2 separate regions of the Homo sapiens genome follow, and region 1 is linked to region 2. A link is a contact called in ENCODE Hi-C data. All regions are on one chromosome and are shown on one strand. Each heading gives the region's core, a stretch centred on a gene start or an enhancer-like site at or near the end of the contact. The rest is flanking DNA. Distances are from core to core; before and after follow the strand shown.

What was found. A loop is a pair of places that touch in the nucleus more often than their neighbours do. Pooled maps may share reads with other maps.
Region 1: a pooled map shows a loop between it and region 2 (2.2-fold over the local background). The contact joins the enhancer-like site here to the promoter of SPATA13-AS1 in region 2. A Hi-C loop is called at or near these places in 6 of 50 pooled maps.

The regions. Positions count from the first base shown.
Region 1 is chr13:23,752,063-23,756,483 of GRCh38, forward strand. All of the region lies in intron 18 of MIPEP (mitochondrial intermediate peptidase), which reads right to left. Among named protein-coding and RNA genes, the nearest start is that of PCOTH, 130 kb to the right of the region's middle. RefSeq lists an enhancer at 977-1,086. Within about 2 kb of position 1,654, at least 5 of the 41 ENCODE cell types and tissues checked have a DNase peak (open chromatin) inside an H3K27ac peak, as active enhancers do.
Region 2 is chr13:24,251,176-24,255,986 of GRCh38, forward strand. It overlaps SPATA13-AS1 (SPATA13 antisense RNA 1), which reads right to left and starts at 3,264. Exons shown (of 3, transcript NR_046531.1): 1 at 3,161-3,264; 2 at 1,904-2,024; 3 at 1,574-1,781. SPATA13 (spermatogenesis associated 13) reads left to right here. Exons shown (of 13, transcript NM_001166271.3): 4 at 543-687. RefSeq lists an enhancer at 553-687.

The DNA of each region.
Region 1 (4,421 bases), core at 404-2,903, 500 kb before region 2:
AGCACAGAGGGTATGAACACTGACAAAGTTTCATTATTTATAAAAATAGGGACAATATGACCTGTGTTATAGGGGATTAAACTTATCAGAGGATAAGTAAAATCTGAACCTAAAAACTCAGTAAGAGGGATTTACCTAAAAATTTTACATAACATAAAACACAAAAAGACCAAATAGTTTACAGAGGGCAATATGAAAACTTGCATGAGTAATACAATTGCCATTCACAAACTGCTGAAGTAATATAGTTTCCATTCCTAATATCTATATAATTCTACCAGTCTATTTGCTGTAGTAAGAAACAATTCTGCTTCCTAGTGGGGGCAAAGTATTACTTCCTTGCTATTCACAAGCCTCAGCATATCTGTCTTTTTAGAAAACTGCACATTTTCTGAAGTGGCTGTAATGGAAACTGAACCTTAGATCATGCTCACCATAGCATACTTAACAAATATTCTAGTATATATTTTATAAAATGGTAAAATGAATGGAAATGCCATATCATCATGGTTTATTTTAAGCAAAAACCTTAAGTTATCTTATTACTCAGAAATGTGATTTAACATAAGCCAAAAACCATTGTGGGGGTATGAGATGAACAGCAGAAAACCTTAACATTGACAATGAGAGTTAAACCTCACCCCAGATGTCTCAGCAATTAAGAAAGTTGGTTTCAGTCAGGTATTGCCACATGTGTTTAGTGGAGGATTAAGTGACTGAATGTCATGCCTATAATATATATATTTATGTAAGCTATGAATGTGTTTAAAAATAGACAAGGCCATACTGTCAATCTGCAAAGCTACTGCCACACGTCTGTACACACACCCCACCCCCTTCAGAGATTAAAAAAAGGAGAAGCAGATTAAAAAGAAGTGCTTTGGGCCAGGCAAGGTGGCTCAGGCCTGTAACCCCAGCACTTTGGGAGACCAAGGAGGGTGGATCACCTGAGGTCAGGAGTTCGAGACCAGCCTGGCCAACATGGCAAAATCCCGTCTCTACTAAAAATACAAAAATTAGCTGGGCATGGTGGCACATGCCTGTGGTCCCAGCTACTCAGGAGGCTGAGGCAGGAGAAGTGCATAAACCCAGGAGGTGGAGGTTGCAGTGAGGGGAGATCGTGCCACTGCACTCCAGCCTGGGCAGTAGAGACTCCATCTCAAAAAAAAAAAAAAAAATAATAATAATAATAAGACAAAAAAAGAAGTGTTTTGAAGTCAAATCACATTTTACCTCCCGCAAGGAAATTAAGTGACTTTCCTAAGTAATTTATAGACAGTAAGTAGCAGAGTCACTGACTGCAAATCCAATTCTATTTCACCATGTGATTGCTTTCTTTCTCTGGGGAAGAAAATACTGTTTTAACCACTATTATGTTGCCTTCAAATGGTATTTGGTGTGTTAGGCTTTTTAAGAAAGCCCCTGCTGCTGCAACTTGTCTTTTTTCCTGTGAGGATCACTCTATGTAAAGTTAAGTAATGGAAAACTTCTGAATAAATACCTTGCAGCCAAGAGTTAGAGAGCATAGATACATGGTTGCCTAGCAGTGGCCTTTAACTGATGAATGTAAAGCAAACATCAGGGAAAAAAGAAAGTAGAGGAATCCTGTGTGCTCAGGGACTTCCTTGAATAGGGTGTTGGCCTCTAGCTGGTGAGGACTAGAAATGGCCGAGGGACTCAGAGCTCTGAGCAGAGCCCTGTTCCCAAGGGATGACTCATTCTGAAAAAGACAAATAATCTAAAAGTTTGCCTATGTAGAACTTATTATTCAAAGATCAAAAGCATTCCCTATTTGACTTCTCTGAATTTGTATCATTCAAAGAGCACAAATATGAATACAAAGGTATTCTGACCCTAAGAAACACAGTCTTATAACTAAGGAGGTAAAAAAAAGTTGTGATTTGGTTAGGGAGGTACATAGTTTGAAGGCAGGTGTTCTATTTCTTTCCATTTTGCTATGTAATATAATTCTTTACATTTATCCAGGAAGCAGTTAAACAAAAATATATAAGGTACCTATAAAAAGTTACATTTTCATAGAAGAATACTGCCAACGAGATCCTGTATGCTTTTACATTACAAATCTCAGTAATTTCACCCATCACTCCTGGTAATACCCCAGTGTTAAGGCTGTGAGCCAACACCTAAGACCTGCTGTTTTGGGGTACAGACTGACTGCCTCCAAGAAAATGAGAAGCCACTACTATGGGTCTTAGCTTACAAATCCAGCCCTATGAAGTGACAACTGGCATAACCCTCTTTGCATGTCCCCCATTCATCTCTGACATGAAACAAATCATGTGAATTAATGAGATCTGACAGAACAGCATTAAGAAAAATATTAAAATGTAAAAGTAGAATTGTTCTATTGTTTGTGTTAACTAAAATCTGAATACTTAATCATCTCTGGTTTGAATGATGGACTTCTTTTTCTCTCATATGTGAATTTTAGTGCAGAAAATATTAAGTTTCTTAACACAAAATTGTTTTGGATAAAGAACAGAATTTTTGAGAGTTAGTTGCAACATTCTGGGAAGCCGACTAGAAAAGCACACCAGCCAAAAGATAAACACTGAAAAAGATTTACATTTTTTTCTTTTGATGGTATCTCCTATCAGCAAATGTTGAGGTGTAGCAGCATGGCCTGGGAAAGGATGAGCCAAGCACGGCTGCCAGGAACACACACCTCACAGAAACTCACCGCTTATTTCCGCCTTAGCTCGGGGTGGGCTGGCGCTACCAACCACCAGCCAAAAGTATACAATGTACCCAATCAGTAGCTTATTATGATGTGCCTATTGTTTCACTTTTGCCTGGGTCTGGAACAGACCCTGAACTAGATGTCCTGTCTGACAGTACAGGCAGCTGAAGAGCTTGGTCTGCTTGCTGCCTGAGGTCCTGGTTCAATCCCTGGCTCTTCCACATACTGCCTTGTTACATAAGCAGAGGGCCTAACCTGCTTATTGTCTATAAAACGGGGATCATAACTCCTACCTCATAGGGTTACTAAGAAGAGTCAATCAACAGATACATGGTAATCCCTAAAACCATCCCCAGAGGTGGAAAGTTCAATAAGGACCAGTAAGGACTAGCTGTAAATGATGGCTGTGTCAGCATGCACACTTCCTCACTCTTCACAAAGCTGATGGAATGAATGCAGTCTCCAAAAGAGCAGGATGTTTGTCTAAGCGTCTTTCACTACTTCACCTCTGGCACATGGAATCATGTCTGGCACATAATTAGCACTTCACAAATATTTGCTGAATAAATGAATGGCTGAAGGCACTGCACAAATATTTGCTGAATAAATGAATGGCTGAAGGCAAGAATCTGGAATTCTGCTAAAAAGGAGTACAGGCATTAGATTCAACAGTCTTAGGCAAGGAGACATTTAAATCACACTCATGACTACCCAGACACACTCAATTACTACAATGAAAACACTTCTCCAATATTGAAAGTTATTTCCTATATGCACTTTTTCAGATAGCCAGAAAACTTTTCAGATAGTCAAGCTCAGCTGCAAATATAACCATCAATATATTGCAATTATCTAGTAACATTCATATCTTCCTATAAATATTTGTAAGCATGTTTCAATGTTCTTATATTCATACATGAAAAATCATGATGATCACTTCCATTTACAATTAAATTTTCAGTAAAAATACTCAAATAAAAAATTACTGAGAAAATTACATAGAAAAAAAGAATTGTAATACCTTAAAGATATTAAGTTCTAATTTTTCAACAGGTAAAAAAACAAATCTAACCCAATGCCTTGGAATTTCTTGAAAATATGTAGTTTTAAACTTTCAGAAAAAGAAATAAAGGAATAAAAAATAAATGAGTTCTTTAGACTAAAAAAAAAACACTGTGACCTGTTAAAATCTAAAGGAAAATTTTCTAAGAGTTTATGACAAATAAAAAATTTTTCTATTAGAGTATAAGTAACACTTTGAAAGCTAAAACCTGAATCTTTATCCTGGTACTTGAATAAATCATGGCAACTAAAAATTAATTTACTTAGGACACAGTGAGACAGATGCTTAGAACACAATGCACAGCTAAGACATTTCTTTTTTATTTGCTTATTTATTTATTGTTTTGAGAAGGAGTTTTGCTCATGTTGCCCAGGCTGGAGTGCAATGGCACGATTTCAGCTCACTGCAACCTCTGCCTCCTGGGTTTAAGTGATTCTCCTGTCTCAGCCTCCCGAGTAGCTGGGATTACAGGCGTCTGCCACCACGCCCAGCTATTTTTTGTATTTTTAGTAGAGACAGGGTTTCACCATGTTGGCCAGGCTGGTCTCGAACTCCTGACCTCAGGTGATCCACCCTCCTTGGGGCCTCCCAAAGTGCTGGGATTACAGGCATGAACCACCACACCTGGCCTAAAACATTTTCTTTAAATGAAAAAAA
Region 2 (4,811 bases), core at 2,014-4,513:
TGTGAGTTTGGGTAAGCAAGGCTTGCCTTCAGCTCCACAAATCCTTACTGAGGGCTCATCTATGCCAGGCTCTGTGTCGGTGGGGAGGAGTAAATGAGGCTGAAGAAGGATGTGAGGATCACAGATGGCCACCCTGGCCGGGTTTGTGGCCTTGTCCTGGCTTCCTCCAGAGGCCACCCCTGGGAAAGCATCTTCTTACCCTTGTGACCCTGCATCTGTGTGACAACTCCACTGCTTCCTAAATGTGCCTTCATCTTCTCAGAAGCTTCTTTTTCCTTAGTGTGACCTATTGGCATGTTGCAGACAAGTGAGATGAAACATGAGGCTGCAGGGTGCGGGCCAGTAAGCTGATCAGGATTGTTAAAAACTGTAGCATCATGAGTTGCCACTGGGCTTCGGTGCAGCCTGCAACTCGTGGCAGGATTGGAGAAACCATTTCACGTCTGTGAGTGGCTTCGAGGTGAGAGCGCTATGCGTGTGAGGTGCTTGCAAGAGCTGCCACTTCCTGGTACCTCCTCACAGATTTTGCTTTCTTTTTGCAGCCGGCTTCCAGGCCGCCCATGCCTGCTCACCAGGTGCCACCCTACAAGGCTGTGTCGGCCCGGTTCCGGCCCTTCACATTCTCCCAGAGCACCCCCATTGGGTTGGACCGTGTGGGACGCCGGCGGCAGATGAGAGCATCCAACGGTGAGTCTCAGAGTCCCTTTCCTTTCAGAGCTGCTATGGGCCCATCTGACCGTTTCCAGCTAACCTGAGGCAGCAGGTTCTGCACCTTCGCGCCTCCCTTGGGCCAGGGCGCGTTTGTCTGGGAGTGAGGACGGCTCATCTCAGGAGAATGGTGCATCATTTGCTGTCTGGGGTAGATGCTCTGTGTGCCAGGCTGGTGGCTCTAAGTTTGAGAAGTTTGCCCCTCCTGTGGTGTCCGTGTACATACATTCCTGCATGTGGAGATCCCTAAAGAACCGAGACCCAGGCTAGAAATCCGAGATCAACACGTCAGCAGGGTCAGTTTCTTCTGAGGGCTGTGAGGGAGGGTCTGCTCCAGGCTGCTTTCCTTGCGTCTGGTGCCCTCAGTGTTCCTTGGCCTGTAGGAGCATTGCCTCATCTCTGCCTTCATGTTCACATGGCATTCTCCCCTGTGTCTGTCTGTGTTCAGATTTCCCCTTTTTATAAAGACACCAGGCTTACTGCATGTGGGCCCAACTTAGTGACCTCATCTTAATGTGATTATCTACCTAAGACTATTTCCAAATAAGGTCACACTCATGGGTACTGGGGGTTAGGACTTCACCATCTTTTGGGGGGACACAATTCAATCAAAAACGTATACCATGTTTGTAACAATATGCAACGTGTACCCATATGGCAGAAGATTTTGAAAGAACAGGCAGAAATAACAGTAGCATTGTTAGGGTGGTAGGAATGTAGAGCACTTCTCCTCCCACCCCGTACCTGTGTACACACAGCCTTTCCCTGCTTTCTGTAACACTGGTTTTTGTTGTTATGTTAAAAATGTTTTAATTTTAGCGTTCTTTTGTCGAAAAGCAACAAAACCTAACTCTGGCTGTCTTAAGCAAAAAGGGAATTTATTGGAAGGGGGCCAGGTGTGCCCAGAATTGATGGGATGGCTGGGGAACCAGGCTAGGGAAGGGATGGCATCCAGGCTCACTCCTGGGAGTGGAGGAGCCACCGGAAGGTGTGTGATGGGAGACTGGCCATGGCACTGTCCCAGGAGCTAGTGAGGTATCCAGTGAGCACTTTATCTGGGTATCCAGTGAGCGCTTTGAAAATACAAAACATTTAATTAAAGACCCTATCTTGAAGAAGTGTATACTTATTTGGGGAGGAGTTATAATAAGGAGTTAACTTATTAGGAGTTAGTGACTGTCTTTCTGTCACTCACCCAGGGGTTCAGGTCCCAGGATGGAAGATTCAGCTGTCCGAGCTTAGGTGATATGTCCACCACCTGGTGGTACTGGAACAGGAAGAAGGGTGGGGTGTCTGTCTCCAGGGACCCTTGCCTTCTATATGTGAAGACAGGCCAAGTAAGTATTTAACAGAGCAGACAGTACTATAAAGAAAAATAAAACAGGATAGAGAGCATTCATTTCCAAAGAGTGTTATTCTAATGACACTCTAATGAACAGGATGCACCTGTTCCATGAACCCTCTCTCTCTTCCCTAGAAGGAGACACCCAGATCCTCATCAGTGGCAGCAGACACCTCCAAGTCTAGGACCTCTTAGGATAACTAGTCCTCCAGTTCCATGCAGTGCCTCTTCAGCGTTGATTAACTAGAGGCAGATTTAAGCAACACATCCCTACCAGAATGGCAAGGCAGGGAAAGGAAGGAAATAGAGAATTTGGGATGCTGTGGAGAATAAAACGTCATGCAAAGTTTACATTTCAGCATTTGAACAGATTCCATAAGTCAATATGTAGGATGCACCAAGGCACCAGTGACGGCCCTGCAGAAGATGACTTTGGGTAATGTGAGGAGTAGGAGCAGGTGGGGGAGATAGCCTCCTCTCCAAGGAGGTGACGCTGGGGACAGGTGAGTAGGAGGCAGTGAGGCAGAGATCCGAGGGAGGAGAAGTCCTAGCCGAAGGAGCACCAGAAGCCCAAAGACAGGCAGGAAACATGATGTGTCTGAGGTTCAGCAAGGAGGCCACAGTGACAGGAGCTCAGGGAGCAAGAGGCAGACGAGGATGTTGCAGGCTGGGAGGTGGGCTGAGGCTGGAAAGGGCTCTGCAGGTCATGAGGAGGCTGAGCTTGTTCTAAGTGTGGTGTGAAGCCATTGGCAGCAGGAGCATATTATGTTCCGGTTTATGCTTAGAGAGGGAGGGCAGTTTGTGGGGGGAAAGGAAGAGGAATGGAGATTGATTTGAAGGCGATTGCATTAGTCCATTTGAGAAATATGGTAGCAGTGACCACAAAAGCCATCCCCATTTTCCGTGGGTGCTCATTTTCCCAGTGGTACGAAGAGGCAAAAATGGCCAGCCTTGGTTCTGATTCACTGTGGCCAGGACTGTGAACTCTGGAGGAAGTACTTCTCCCTTGGGCACTAAATTCAGTTTCAACAGAGCAGAGTTCCTAGGTGGGAAGAAAACATTTTGCAAGTATATTATTAAGTAATCCTAAGAAGCCGCTTCTATGTTTACCCTTGGTTTCCGGCCCTGCATCTTCTGCTGTGGGCCAGCCTCTCCAAATTAGTCACTGCTTCAGAGCTTGCGTCCCATCCAGGGCAGTATGGCAACTTCTGGGTGTGTCTCCCAGCTGCCTCTGTAACTTCATTTTTATTTGGTTGTTATTGGGTGTGATGGGGTCATGTGCTTCCTTCTCTGTGACGTTCTGGGCCTGGATGGCGTGTGAGATGCTGCGACAGGATAGGGGCCTTCTAGAGGATCCACAGAGTGCAGGAAAACAAATCCAAGCCCAGCATAAGTGGCCCTTCCAGTAGGGACAAATCACCACCCCCTCTATTATGAAAAGGCCCCACTGCAATCAGCTTTCCGCAAGGGGCTGTCTGGTTCCTGCGGGGAACCGTATCATCAGCTTTGTTGAGGGGAAGGCCCAGACTTCCTGTGGTTTAGCCCAGGCTTGGCATCCATTTTTGCCACCATGGCCTTTTTCTTGCTTGCTTCTTTTTTTTTTTCCTTTTTATGAACCCACTGAGCAAGTATCAAGATGACTAGGAAGGAAGACTGGCATCTAGCTGCACATTGGGACAGCATGTCCACATGATGATTGATTAGCCTCTCTTGCAATAAGGATTCATGTAGGATGGACATCATCTCATGCTCTGCGGGTATTCTGAGGTAGCCAGTTATACTCCTTCCCCAAACCCATCCTCAGCCCATCTTGTTCTTTCCACATTCCTCCAGGCCATTCAGCCAGGCCATTAGCTCCTAACCAGGAGTGCGCACGAGCTAAATCCTTGCCTTGCCAAAGCCATCTCTCCTACTCAGAAAGGCTTGGGAAGAGTATTGCTTACATTTGCCGCCGGGAGTTTCCCTGTCCTGAGGACACAGTCACCAGGCTGATGGTAGGAGTTCTCTTTGAGAAGCTAGGAAGAAGACTTGTAGTAGGATGCCTACCCTGAGGCTCCCTGGCTCTGCTCCATCAAGAGGCCTGAGTCTGGGAGTTGAGTGAGGGCCCTCCCTTGTCTTCTCTGTCATGGTGGCTCAGGTCGGGCTCTGCTTGCCAGCCCTGGAGAGTTCCTCCTACACAATGTTGTGGTACCTTTGTGGAATCACTCATCTGTTTTGTTCCTGGGGACCCCGAGATCAGTTAACAGCACAACCAGAGATTTCACAGGTCAAACCATTCAGATGACCAAGCTGGCCCTGCTGTGTGGTATAGTAACTATGCCCACCTTTTTCCCATGACAGATGTCCCACCCCCATGGAGGACCAGGTTTGCATTGCAGTGGAACCATCTCTCAGCAGCATCTCTGGCCTAGAGAGATTAGCAGTACATTAATTATAAAAGCTGCTGTCACATGGGAGATGCAGCCCAAGGGGTGGTGAGACTCACATGATAGACCATCTCTAGCATTTCCATCCCAGTCCTGGAACTCCTTCCTTTCTATGCACTGAGGGTTTTAGGTTTATATACCAACGAAGTGCTAGAATGGCATCCAGCTCAGTAAGCCCACAAATTGAGCTCAGCAAACCAGCTGTAAAAGCATCATTTTGAGACACGTTGGGGAGATTTTCAGATGAACTGAATATTTGGCAACATGAAGGAATTATTTTTAATTTTGTTAGTTGGGATAAGATAGTGCAGTTATTTTTAAGTCCTTGTTTGTTA